Regions from separate parts of the Mus musculus genome. Here region 1 is linked to region 2. A link is a loop called in an ENCODE intact Hi-C map of the cell type or tissue named here. Cell type or tissue: gastrocnemius. All regions are shown on one strand. Links, peaks and the distances in the headings refer to the core of each region. The heading gives the core; the rest is flanking DNA.

The links. A loop is a pair of places that touch in the nucleus more often than their neighbours do. Peaks named below come from ENCODE experiments on the same cell type or tissue, not always from the same donor. Only the 100,000 strongest peaks of a DNase experiment are listed, where the experiment ranks them.
Region 1: it touches region 2 in a loop (2.2-fold over the local background); 2 of 42 quality-filtered maps call a loop at or near these places.

What each region holds. Positions count from the first base shown.
Region 1 is chr1:167,778,522-167,784,712 of GRCm38, forward strand. The region is part of intron 2 of Lmx1a (LIM homeobox transcription factor 1 alpha); the gene reads left to right. Among named protein-coding and RNA genes, the nearest start is that of Lmx1a, 92 kb to the left of the region's middle. In gastrocnemius, for the core only: a CTCF peak has its summit at 3,811 (motif pointing left); DNase peaks (open chromatin) are centred at 3,760 and 4,789.
Region 2 is chr1:167,658,712-167,664,902 of GRCm38, forward strand. No RefSeq gene overlaps it. Among named protein-coding and RNA genes, the nearest start is that of Lmx1a, 28 kb to the right of the region's middle. In gastrocnemius, for the core only: no CTCF peak of the experiment used is centred there; DNase peaks (open chromatin) are centred at 2,299 and 2,565; H3K4me3 peaks cover 986 bases; H3K27ac peaks cover 845 bases.

The DNA of each region.
Region 1 (6,191 bases), core at 2,333-4,832, 120 kb after region 2:
CCCTAGATAAAATAACTAAGGGGTGTAAACAGGAAAATGGGGTTGAACGTTCCATGGGTTGAGATGTGGAGAAGTTAGCAGAAGAGACCCAGCAGAAGTGACCAGCAACCCACAAATTTACCATCTCTGTCCTTAGCAAGGACATTAAGTTAATTTCAGTGCCATTTGTTAAGTTCATTTGCACTGCTGTGTGGACACTGACTGGTTTGTCTAATTAGCATAATGTCCTTATCGAATTGTAGCGTGTGTCGGAATCTCCTTCCCTTTTGAGATTGCACAACATTCCTTTGTAGATTTAGACCAATTTTTGTTTGTCTGTCCACCTGTTAATGGACACTGGTGTTGCTTTCAGATTTTATTACTGGCAACAATCCTGCTGTGAACACGGCTGTACCAACATCTCTTCTGAGCCTGTTTCCAGTTCTTTGGGGAATTATGTCCAGTAAGAGACTTTTGGGATCATATGGTACTTCTCCTTGGAGTTTTTTTTTTTTTTTTTTTGCAGGAATTTCCATAATTCATCTAGCAGCGGCTGCACCACCTCACACACCTGGCAACAGAGCACAGGGGTTCCAAGCTCACATCTTTGTGAACACTTGTCTTTTCTATCTTTTTATTAGTAGCTATCCTAATGGGCCTGTCTGGCATCTTTCGGGTTTGATGCAAGTGAGAGAGCTGAATGAACAGGTGCGAGATAATTGAAGAATTTAATTAATAAAGGAAGGTTTAAAAATAGAAGGGTGAAAATAAAAACCATCAAGAAACAAGGACCGTGCCGCATGTACTGGGTCAGATTTGCCCTTAGGGAGCCCTCAAGGCTCCCCAAGTCTACCTGGAAAGGGCAGCCTTCGGGAGGGATGCTGGCGCGAAGAGCAGGACCCGCTGTCCATCACCCTCTCTGGAGAGCAACAGATATCAAAGCCTGACTTCTCTCTCATTCTCTCAAACTAAACAGTTTTTGTTTCGTTTTATTTTTGTGGTGCAAGAGTTTGAACCTGAAACCCTGCACAGGCGGTGGCTTTACCATTGAGCAACACCCTCACTTGTACATAGAGCTCAGATGTCGTGCAAGATGACACCTGCTTTGAGGTCCATGAACTAAAGGCCTTCTGGAAACCCAAATAACTCAGAGCTGTTTTTTCTTTCTACCTGAAAATGCCCTCAGCAACAGCCCTTGGTTTTCATGTCTCCGTGAGGATTTTCACCCAACCTGCCAAGGCGCTAGTGGCTTTGCAACACCCTTCTTTGTCTTCAAGGTATATTTAGTTCCTTTTACAGTACTGTTGCTATCTGCTAATTCTATGAGGAACCATTGAGTTGTGACAATATTATTTTATTCTTTCTTCTTTTTTTGATGCACAGCACAATAGAAATCATGAGTGACAAGTGACAGTGGTCAGGGTAAACAGGACTCATGGAGCTCTCGGTGTCGCCCCCTGCTGGGATCCCAGGATCTTTCCCATCAAAGCATCATTCATAATATCCTGTCCTTCCTAATGCAACACACACACACACACACACACACACACACACACACACACACACGAGAGAGAGAGAGAGAGAGAGAGAGAGAGAGAGAGAGAGAGAGAGAGAGAGAGGGAGAGAGAGAGAGAGAGAGAGAGAGAGAGAGAGAGAGAGAGAGAGAGAGAGAGAGAGAGAGAACGCACCCAGGAAACATATATTCCCTTTAAGAATATATATTGGACTGGCCTGGTGCCATGCTGCTAAGCCAAAACTTGTGGAAGAATGGGAATCTGTGCCCAGAATATCAGCTAAAAATATCTCTTCCTCCACCCTCTGTTGTTTGGTGGGTGTGCTTAAGAGCAGCCAAAGAGGCTAATGAGGATAAAGAGAAAGGAAAACTGGCGTTTTCAAAGGAAACCAAACCTTCATTCCTCCAGAAGAAAACATATACTTTCCATATGTCTGTTTTATGTTTCTTGATGTTTTACCATGCCTCTGTGACAATATGGAAAGTGTATACTCTAAGTCCTGCCACCTTGGCTTGGGTTATTGGAACCCACACTTATACCACACTGTTTTGCTCTAGAGCCTGGTTTCATAGACAAATTTGGCAAGGAAGTAAAGAGGGAGGGGAGGAAAGAGAGGTCCACTGTCCTACCCTATGTCTGCTCATTTAGCTTCTCACCTCCCCCCCTCCATTTTAGAAGCCTGAGGGGAACCTTTCTACCTCAGCCAGCCTGTGGCATTGTAGCCTCATTCATTCTTGACTGCTGAGCCACAAGCGCTGGCCGGTCCTTTCAATAATCTTAGATTTCCTTGTGATCAAGCTCACTGCTCCTCCGGGATCATGGTTTCTTTCCCTTTATGAAGAGGATGACTGATCTCTCAGGGGAGGAGGTTAGGAGAGTATGGTAAGGCCATGCGTGTCTTGATACAAATCCAAACAAGGACCAGTGGTCTAAAAAGAAACAGTCAACTGACATCGGAAGTGACGCAGAGCAGAGGTCTGGTCCAAATATTTGCTAGATAATCTCAGTATTAACCAAATAGCAACCAGTGGCTCTGGTGGGCCAGCCATAGAGTTGATAACTTCCTGAACATATGCTAGGTCATAGGCAATGAATGTGGGTGCCATACAACAAGGGCTGGCTACTATCAATATTTGCTGTAGGCTATCACAGCCATAGTAGCCTGAATGAAATTCACCCCGTTTCCTCTCAAGGGCTGGGCTATTCATGTTTGCTTGTTGCTCTCCTTTCCAATAATGCGAAAGGCTTACTGAAGTTTAATTTAATTTGTTACAATAATGACGAATATAGACTTGAGATAATATTTGAGGCTCTGGTTCAAACTCAATGACCATCTTGAAATATATTACCTTAGACAAATATTTACATGGGTAGATATGCTAAATTGATTTCAATAAAGGAAACCAATAGCTATAGCTTATGGACAGCAGCTAACATGTGTCAGATTCTTTAGATGAGTTATCTCATTAAATCTGCAAAATATGTTGCATGACATAACATGATTGTATTTTTTTAATGGAAATTGGAGAGCCAAGAGATTCTGAAACTCATATTTGTAAAAAGAGAACCAAGTTTTGCATACATGTTGATTGGTCTTAGACCTGTAATTCCCCCCCCCCCCCTTACACACACACCTATTAAGTTTGGCTGACTGGAAAACACTCTTTTTGAGAACAAGAAAGATATGCGTGGTCTATAATTTCAAGGTAAATCTATTCATTCATTGCCAGAGGTCTTTTGAGATGCAAAGAGTACACCTATTTCTTAGTAAGGCCTCCCGGAGCTTCTGGGTTACAGACATCACCGTTAACAGTCCTTTCTCTCATTCACTCATCCCATTGTATGGTCCTCTGCCCAGTTCCCCAGGAGTCACCAGGAGACAGAAACTCTGATTGGCTCTGCCAGCCACTTATTGTTTTCCATTTTTTCACCACTGTGGAGTCTTAAGACCGTCTCCTATGGATGATCTCGCCATGTCTATTGTCTCTGCAGACTTTCCCACCGCCTCAGGACCACGTGCCCCATTGCTTATTGTGGTGCTGTTGGCTCAGCCTCAAGGACAGAGACCTGGAGCCAGCTGACAAGGTTGCTTGTGTCACTTCTTCTAAGGCCACAAGCCATGCTTTTGGTTCCCAATACTTTTGAATACTCTTCTTTCACCATCTCTCCTTCAGTTTAGCCACATGCTCTCCCAGGCTCCCAGCAGCAGATTTTCCAGCAGACAGTTTTGGCTTATGGCCAATCCCTGTCTCTGCCTGGATGACCTCAGTTACCAAGTCAACATGGTACTTAATGAATGTTGCTATGCTGCCCCCTGGTGGAGAGGGTGGAAACAGAGCGGATTCCTGCCATTAAAGAACCACCTTAGACCCTTTCTCCTACTCCTGTCTTCTGCTTCCTAAACCGAAGGATTCAAACACCTCGTCAACTCAGGCCCAGTAGCACTATGGAAAGGCGTGTGACCTGCTATAGTCTAGTTTCCAAGGTTTGATTTGTTTTTGGTAAATTGGAGGAGGCTCAATGGGAATTCATGTCTTTTATGTTTATCTGGACCTCCATCCTCCTGTTTGTCTGTGTCCAGTTGCTTTGTGAGTCTGCCTTGAGGACTCTGCACCAAGGCTGATAAAGATCTTGTGCTTTCCAAACACACTTCTGGTTAAGCGTTGTCTGGAGTGCTGTCACGGGAGCTCGCTTTTTGTTCTTAGTTCAGTCAGGTCTTTGATAGCTTGTGAGTTTGCACAAGGTTGCCATACTCGGTGATTCCTGCATGTGAGAAGTTGTGTTATCAGCATGGAGGGTGTAAATGGGCACAAGAGGTATGTGGCTAGCGTAAGATAGAGCAGGGATGCAGGACATTGGAGGACACCGTAAGGGCTTGTGGCTAAACGTGCCAGACAAGCTGATCCTAAGAAACAAACTGAGCTGGCCATTCTCCTTACCTCCAGTGAGCCTTTCGTCAACTGTGCTGGATCTGGTGGGGGTTGTGCAAGTCCCCAAGTCAGAAATCTGAGAACAAACTGTGTGGTCCTTAGGCAGCTACATGAGTGTGGCTATTTCCATTTGTTGGTTAAACTCCACTCTCTCCAGACCCATCTCCACAGGGACACTGAGAAGTCCTGATTGAGTAGCTACCTGCACATCCCTTAATCAGATCAGGTTCGCATCTAAAATCAACTCTCTCAGTAAACCCAGGTGAGTCCTGTGAGGTTGGCTGCAGGGAAACTCTCTCTGAGCCTATCCCAGCAGGCAAGATCTCAGACCTGGCAGGCTTTCTTCACTCTCTCATACCATGCTTGGCATGTAAGCCGACAGTCAGGCCCTGCTTCTCCAGATCTGATTTTTTCTAAGGCCCTTACTTTGTTCAAAGCCTTAGTCCTCTACTAGCAGCTCCAAGCACCTCCCCACCCCAGGCTGCTTTCTAGAGGCTCATTCTTCCAGCCTGTGTCATTATGATTTGTCGTCTTCAAAAAAAAAATACAATTCTTGCTTTATATTTCATTTCCACTCCCTTTATCCATCACGAACATCATTATCACCACTGTAAAAAAAATTTTATTGAGAAGTTGTTGTGTGTCAAGAACTGATTCATTACTTTATTTTGCACAGATTGTGGGGTGTGTTTACACGTGGTGGTGGTGGTGGCGGGGGAGTCTGCTTATCATTCCCATTTTGCAGATGACTAAAGCGAGGGCTTCTGTTTTGATCAAGTTCCCAGAGCTAGTAAGGGGCATAGCAGCGGAGACTTAGTCTTGGATTTATCTGATAGATTCTGTTCCCTCTTTGAGGAACATGTGTGCTGAAAGTGGAGAAGAGACCTATGTGTTCTGCATTCCCAAGATTCTTTCCTGCAGAGCTGAGATGGCACGCGCCAAGTCAAGGTGGGAGTATGATGCTCTCTGTGAATCCGTAAAGTACCTCATACTTCTAACTCAAATACAGTGAAACGACAAACCCAACAAACAGCACAGTTCACAGCACTGGGTATCTGATAAAGATTCCCTCACCCCCTTCTGTGTCCCCCATAAGCTCCCTCTGCTTGGTCCACTGCTTGGGGGACTGATGTAGGTTCTAATAAGGATGCATCCTGTTTAGAGCGGCAGAGTGGTTTTTCCTTAGACCACACAGCAGATGCTGGTATTCACACGCCACCTTGGCAGGCCACCACTTTGCTACTGTAATGCCTAGGGTGCTAGAGTAAACCATTGCTTCTGAAGTTCTTTACTTTATGGTTGCTTCCAGCTTGTTACTTAGTAGTGCTTCAGTGTCAAGCTTTTATAGCTGTGCCTGAAACATTTTTTTTTGTCTCCATAGTTACAAGGCAGAAGACACAAGGCAGAAATGAGAATGAGTTAGGAGACTATCTGCTTTAGTGAATTTCAAACATGACTCAGGAGTAAAATATTATCTTCCAGACAACATCTTTTTTAGGCTATATAATACATACAGGCTTAGCATTTTTAAATAATAGATTGCATAATATATACAGTCTAGAAGATACTTACCTAGGGTATGCAGTTTTGATTTAACTGCTGTGTGTGTGTGTGCGCGCATGTGCATGTGTGCATGTGCATCTGTGTGTAAATGATACTGTGTAAAATATATTGTTTAAAGGGTTACCACGGCCAAACACTGTCAAACATTGTCTGGACACAGGGATTAGATACTGACATCTCAGGCTTCTCTGGCTGAGAACTGTGC
Region 2 (6,191 bases), core at 1,256-3,755:
AGCACATACATACTACACACACTCACATGTACATACACAAGCACTCGTGCACACACAGACACAAAGACACACAGGAACACATACACACAGGAACACATGCACATATACATACATACACACACCACACAAACACACACCACACAAACACACACACACACATAAACACACATGCACACATACATACACACACATGCACACACATATACACACATATACATGAACACATAAGCACATGAACACATGCACACATACGTACACACATATATAGGTGCACACAACTACACATGAACACATACACAAACACACATACACAAACACATCATACATACATGCACACATACATACACTTTAGAACACACACATGCACACATACATACACACACAAACACATTTCACTTTTGTTACTCAGCCTTGGTCTTTGGACATCAGAGGGTTTGAATCTGAAGAAGAACCTGTCAGGTGACACAAAGTGGAGGTCTGCCTCAAGTGTTCAGTACCTCTTCACAGGGTGTTCCCTAGAGGAGATGCAGAGCACCCACCTGGAAGCCTCCACCCAGGAGAAAACTCTTAGGAGGGGGAACCCTGGAGCTGGTAGCAGTTGGTGGGGGGGTGGAGGATGGGGCATGAGAGGGGGTAAGGGACTGGGTATTATAACCAGAAGGCAAAGGCAAATCGTAGCCATGTATTGCTTGCCATGTACAACCCCGCCACAACGAAGCTGCTGTCTTCTCACCCTCCTCCTCCTCCTCCTCTTCTTCATGTATATGAGTACACTGTCACTGTCTTTAGACACACCAGAAGAGGGCGTCAGATCCCATCACAGATGGTTGTGAGCCACCATGTGGTTGCTGAGAATTGAACTCAGGACCTCTGGAAGAACAGTCAGTGCTCTTAACTGCTGAGCCATCTCTCCAGCCCCCCATAGCTTACTCTTAACTCTCATAATTGTCTCCCTTTCAGGGAATGCACGACAATTTATGTATAAACATTGACTAGACTGGTGGTGATTAATTCCTGTGAAATATTAGGGAGGTGTGAAAATAATGTAGGATATTTGAATGTCATGGAAAATTATTCACAATAATCTCCAAAAATAATCTAAAACTTGAACCCAAAATATAGTAGTTGATGCTAATATAACAAACTATTGGCATTGTAATAAAGTAATATTGGGCTTATAGATATTTTTCTTATTAATGCATTCTGTAGTTTTGAAATTTTTCTTAAAAGAAACAGCATTGCTCTTTGCTAACCAGGAAAAAAAGGAAAGTATTATAAATATTTGCTTTTTTTGACACGGAAATTAATACCTGGTCAGCACTTTTGGAAACTACTTAAAATGTAAGTGAGGAAGTAACCCCTATTTCTGTTACTCGGCAGCCCCAGAATTATTTTTCTTGGAACATTCTGGGATTGGTCTTTCATCTGGGCATATTTGTTAGTTGATGCTGCAAGGGCGTGTTTAGGTTTAAATGAGAAGAACTATGTTGTATAACTGGCAAATAAGAGCAAGAAAACTCCATTCCTACGTAACCATTTTCCACATTGGAGTGTGAAGTCAGTGAGGCAGGATGGTTTTGTTTGCGATTGTATTTGCAGCACATAGTTCAATGCCTGGCACATTATACTCTCAATAAACACTTGTGGAATGACTAAGGGGGTGGGGGCGCTATAAAGTTTTGTATCACCTCTGCTGATCTTTTGCACTGGGAGAAGATCCCTCAGGCAAGATGGGGGGCCAGGGGAGGAACTTTAATGCTCGTGGTTAGAAATTGAGATTTGACATATGAGACCACTGGGACTCACTTTGGTCTTCCAAGGAGGGGGATGCTACATGATCAAAACCGTGGAACGGAAACGCGATTCTGGCAGCTGTGCCGGTGGATGGCTAGGTCAGGGGCGCGGCAGAGGGGGAAGATGCTGAAGGCGGGAAGGCAGGGAGGCTGCCCTCGCTAGCTCCAGCCAAAAAACTCTTTGCAGTTAGTAATCCCTGCCTGGATAGACTGTGTTTGGCCCGGGGTTGCGAATGCGCACATCAGGGAAACAGTACCTCGGGGGAGCTCTGCTTCTGGGGACCAGCGCAGCCAAAAGAAAGATGGAAATCAGAGCCAATGGGGTGGGGAAGGGCTGATTGCTACGGAGGTGATGGTGCCAGCAGTTCAGTGCAACCCAAGTTGAAGCCCTACTTCCCACTCCGACCTCCCTCCTCCCGCCCTCATCTTTTTTGGCTTCCTGGTTGCCTGGGTGTACAGAGGAACAAATTTGTGGTGTGGACGGGTTCCAAGCCAGTCATCCATCATCCACAATGAATCCTCACCAGGCTCTCATCGCACACTCGGCAGCCTTACCCTTTCCAAGGGAGAGCATTGGCAGCCGCCCAGGGGTCTGCCAAGGTGACTCGCCAGATTCTCCCCCCCACCCCCCCGAACTGTGTCCTGGTTCCTGCTCTATTCCCCCGATTTCTTTGTAATTCAGGAAAAAAGCAACAACAAACAGTTCTCAGCGCCCTCCTCGGTGCTGGGCCCCGTCCCTCCCTGTGGTTTGGCACGGAAAGCGTCTGGGCAGTCCTGGGAAGATTATGGAGCGTGCTCCGCGCTGGCTGGGCAGGGGCTGCAGCGCCAGGAGCGCCTAGGTCCAAGGCTGGGTCGCCCAAGGGCCCAGGGTGTGGCTAAAGGACCTGGCTCTGTCCCTGGATCTGGGCGAGGCCCACGGGCGACTCCGTTTACCACGTGCAGGTGGGCGGGGTTTGCCTGGCCAGTGACTAAAGGGCCCACCTTGCCCTGCCTCAGTTTCTTCATGAATAAAAGGTGGTTGATAGACTCCATCCTACTTACCACCTGGGTGTCAGTCACAAATGCAGCAATTAACCATATTTAATATTCGTTAACTAAGTGCCTGCCTATAAAATAAATTATTAGTATTAAGGGTGCTTAAGATTTCAGGACCTCATGGTCAGTAATAGTGGCTGAGCTCACACCACACCTGGCTTTACCTGGCACCTCAGTCACAACAACTTAAAATCCTAAGGTGCAACCTTGGGCAGTGCCTTTTAGAACCGCAGGTTGCTGGATGGTAATTAAGTTATTGAGTAGCAGAGTGAGCAGGGCTAGAGCAATGGGGGAGGGGGTTGTTTGCCGGGCATGCAGGTCAATATGGCTTTAGATGAGAATGGAACGATCTTTTACCTCAAATGCTTGGAGGCTCTTCCTTTAAAGCACTTGGTGGACGTGAAGTCCCTTTTTCAGTTAAGGGCTATAAAGATTCGAGCAAGCTCTTATCTTGTAGTGGATGGGGAAAGGGGGCTCTTTTTGGAAGGTGAGCGACAGAACTATGAAGGGTGTTTTCAATTCCTCTCCTGTGGGACTGGTGGAAGTCACCCACGGGAGCTCTAACGGGAGTTTGGGAAATTTACCAGATGATTACAGCCCAAGGGGTCCATCTTAAAGGACAGATCATGAACTGTCAGCTCTCATAACTGGGAAACAAACGCACTGGGCTTGAACTCTCAGCTGCTGGGGAAACTAGAGCTACTGTGTCTAAAGGAAGTCAGAATATATATTTACATATATATATGTACACATATATATGTGTGTGTGTGTGTGTTTTTATAAAATTATAAAATATATATAATTTTAAAGGCACTTGTTGAGAACAAGTTAGGTCTGTATTCTGTGTGTTTCCGTCCTGCCTTTGACTGACAGCCAGTCAAGGCAAAAGATATTCTCATCTACCTTTCTTTTAATTGATAATAACCAGTTATTTCTCTGACAGATAATAACTTGAGTGCAGACACATAGAAAAAGTCCTGACTATTCAGAGGGAGGCACCACTTGACTAAGTATAGATATTGCAGTTTAAATAAGGTAAATGTGGAATACATTATTAAAATATTTTAATTTAAAACACATAATCTGCTGCTTTTGAACCTGAAACCTATGCATTACTCTTATGAAATATTTTCTTTCCAACGAGCATGCATTTATGAGAAAGTGTTGTATTCCCAGAAAAGTAAATGGAAGAGAGAAAGAGCGTTTACACCCACATAGCAGTAAAATCTGATTATTAACCTGGTGTGGCCTGTATCATACACAAGTGTCGGATGGAAGTAAAATGAATAAGCTTTACAAAAACACAAGACTTTGTTCGGCTCTGTTGTTCAGAGCTCAGAATGATTTAGATCCACAGTCCTGTTCACCTCTGGGAAGCTAGACAGATTCTCCTCCATCTCTGCTAGGCACCCCGCAAGGGAGAAGTATGTTTGCTGGCTAAGGGTGTTTGCCATATAAAGGGGCAGTGACACTTGTTCCTTAAAGGAGACAGGGATTCCAGAAGAGGACAAGGAGCTTTGGAAAACAGCAGTTCCTACATTTAGGTGTCTGGAATTCTGGAAGCAATTGAGATTGCGCATCAACAGCTAGGTTTAGCTCCACTCTGGATACAGTTCACAGGCCTAGAATCTGGAAGTCCTGCGAAAGGCAACTTTCTGCAGCAGCCAGGCCTAGCTAGGTTCAGGCAGGGTCTAAAGATAAGCTCTTCCCAGGGAAATATGGCCTCCACAGTAAAATAGATGTAGGCTGGGGGTGGTGGTGGTGAAGTCCTGCTGAGAACTGTGGCATGTGTGAGTGACAGGCTCAGCTTCTGTGGGTGTTCTGGGGCCATACTGTCAATTAGAGGAACAATAGAGACGTTTGTGAATGGAAGTAATTATGGAGAGCTGCCTTACGAGTTACTCTATGAAACCTACCCAAGACAAGTTGAAGTCGGTCTCAGGCAAGAATGTTCAGCACGCCACAGACCAGACTAAAGTACTGGGGATGGGGTTTTTTTGAGGAGTAGTGTTGTTTAGAGCATTTTTCTCAGCAGCTACAGTCTGTGCAAGGCCCCCTTTGAACAGCTTAGAAAGAGCCCTGGTGACCTGAAAGGGTTCACTTGTCCTTCTCAATTCCAAGCTTCATGACTGGTGGGAAAGGTCTTTGTGTACCGTTAAGCCTCCAGATTGCCAACCTAGGCCTGCTGTGGATCTGCTCTAGGTAGAGTGAGTCACATTTGGTATGTGTTCCCTGCTTTGCAGATGATATTTCTGCCTTAGCAAGGACTAAAGGCTGTTCTGCTTTGAAGAACACACACACACACACACACACACACACACACACACACACTCCACCTCTTTGGCATTCATAAGCAGTGACCATACAGAAATGTCTTGGAATCCATTCCCCATTGGAAAAAGGTGTCGGTGGGGAATGCAAGCCAATGGGGGTGGGGTGCAAAACTGTGGTAAGCTTTTTTTTAACTATGGAGGGTGAATAACACCCAAGACATTTAGAAGGCATGTCCTGCATAAAATAAACGTGCCAGTGATAACTTGCAAATGTAGAGCAGCTGCTGTAATAACTGAAGCTATCTGCACATCTAGACCAGCAGTGCTAGAAAAGTGTTATTCTGGATGATCGGTTAATGAAAATTCAAATGAATGGAGCATCCTCTGGCTTTGCCGTGGGGGTCTTAGGGGGTAGGGCTGACTTAGATATGCTTTCAGTTACAGAACAGCAGCATCGTCAGAGTCACTAAGGGGTCCCCACTCCAAATCCCTGCACTGAGCCTCTGCGGACGGCACATCTGACATCTTTTTCTGGTTGACCACCACTGCTCTCCACCGCCATTTTTTGGGCTGACAGTGTGTTTCTGTCACTTAAGCTGCTGTGGTCACAGTCCCCCGCCACACCCCTTTATCACTGTGTTCCTGGTCCTCCATGACCTGTTATGGTTTGTTATGCAGATTTTATAAGCAAGACATGGAAAGCAATCGGAAAAAGGCCCACCCTGGAACAGAGCTCAGTAGATACTTACGCATTACTGTTATTATTGTTTATCTGAGATCAGTATGTGTCCCCCCAACCCCTACCCCCTGGCTCTGATGATCATTAAGGGAACATAGTGTTTTGTTTAACAAACTAACTAATTTCAGCAAATACCCTGCCTTTTTTACTATTTTTTCTCTCTCTTTCCATTCATTGCTTTGAGTGCTTCTCAGTTTGTGGCTTTCCTTGGCTGTTAAATTGAATTAGATTGAACTGTAATTTCTGAGTCTCGGTGCTGAAAGGAGAGAGCATCCCTGAATTTGAAAGTAATAAAAATAAGGTCCCACTAGAACATAGTTTGTTCAAAAAAAAAAGGTCAGGATGGTCTCT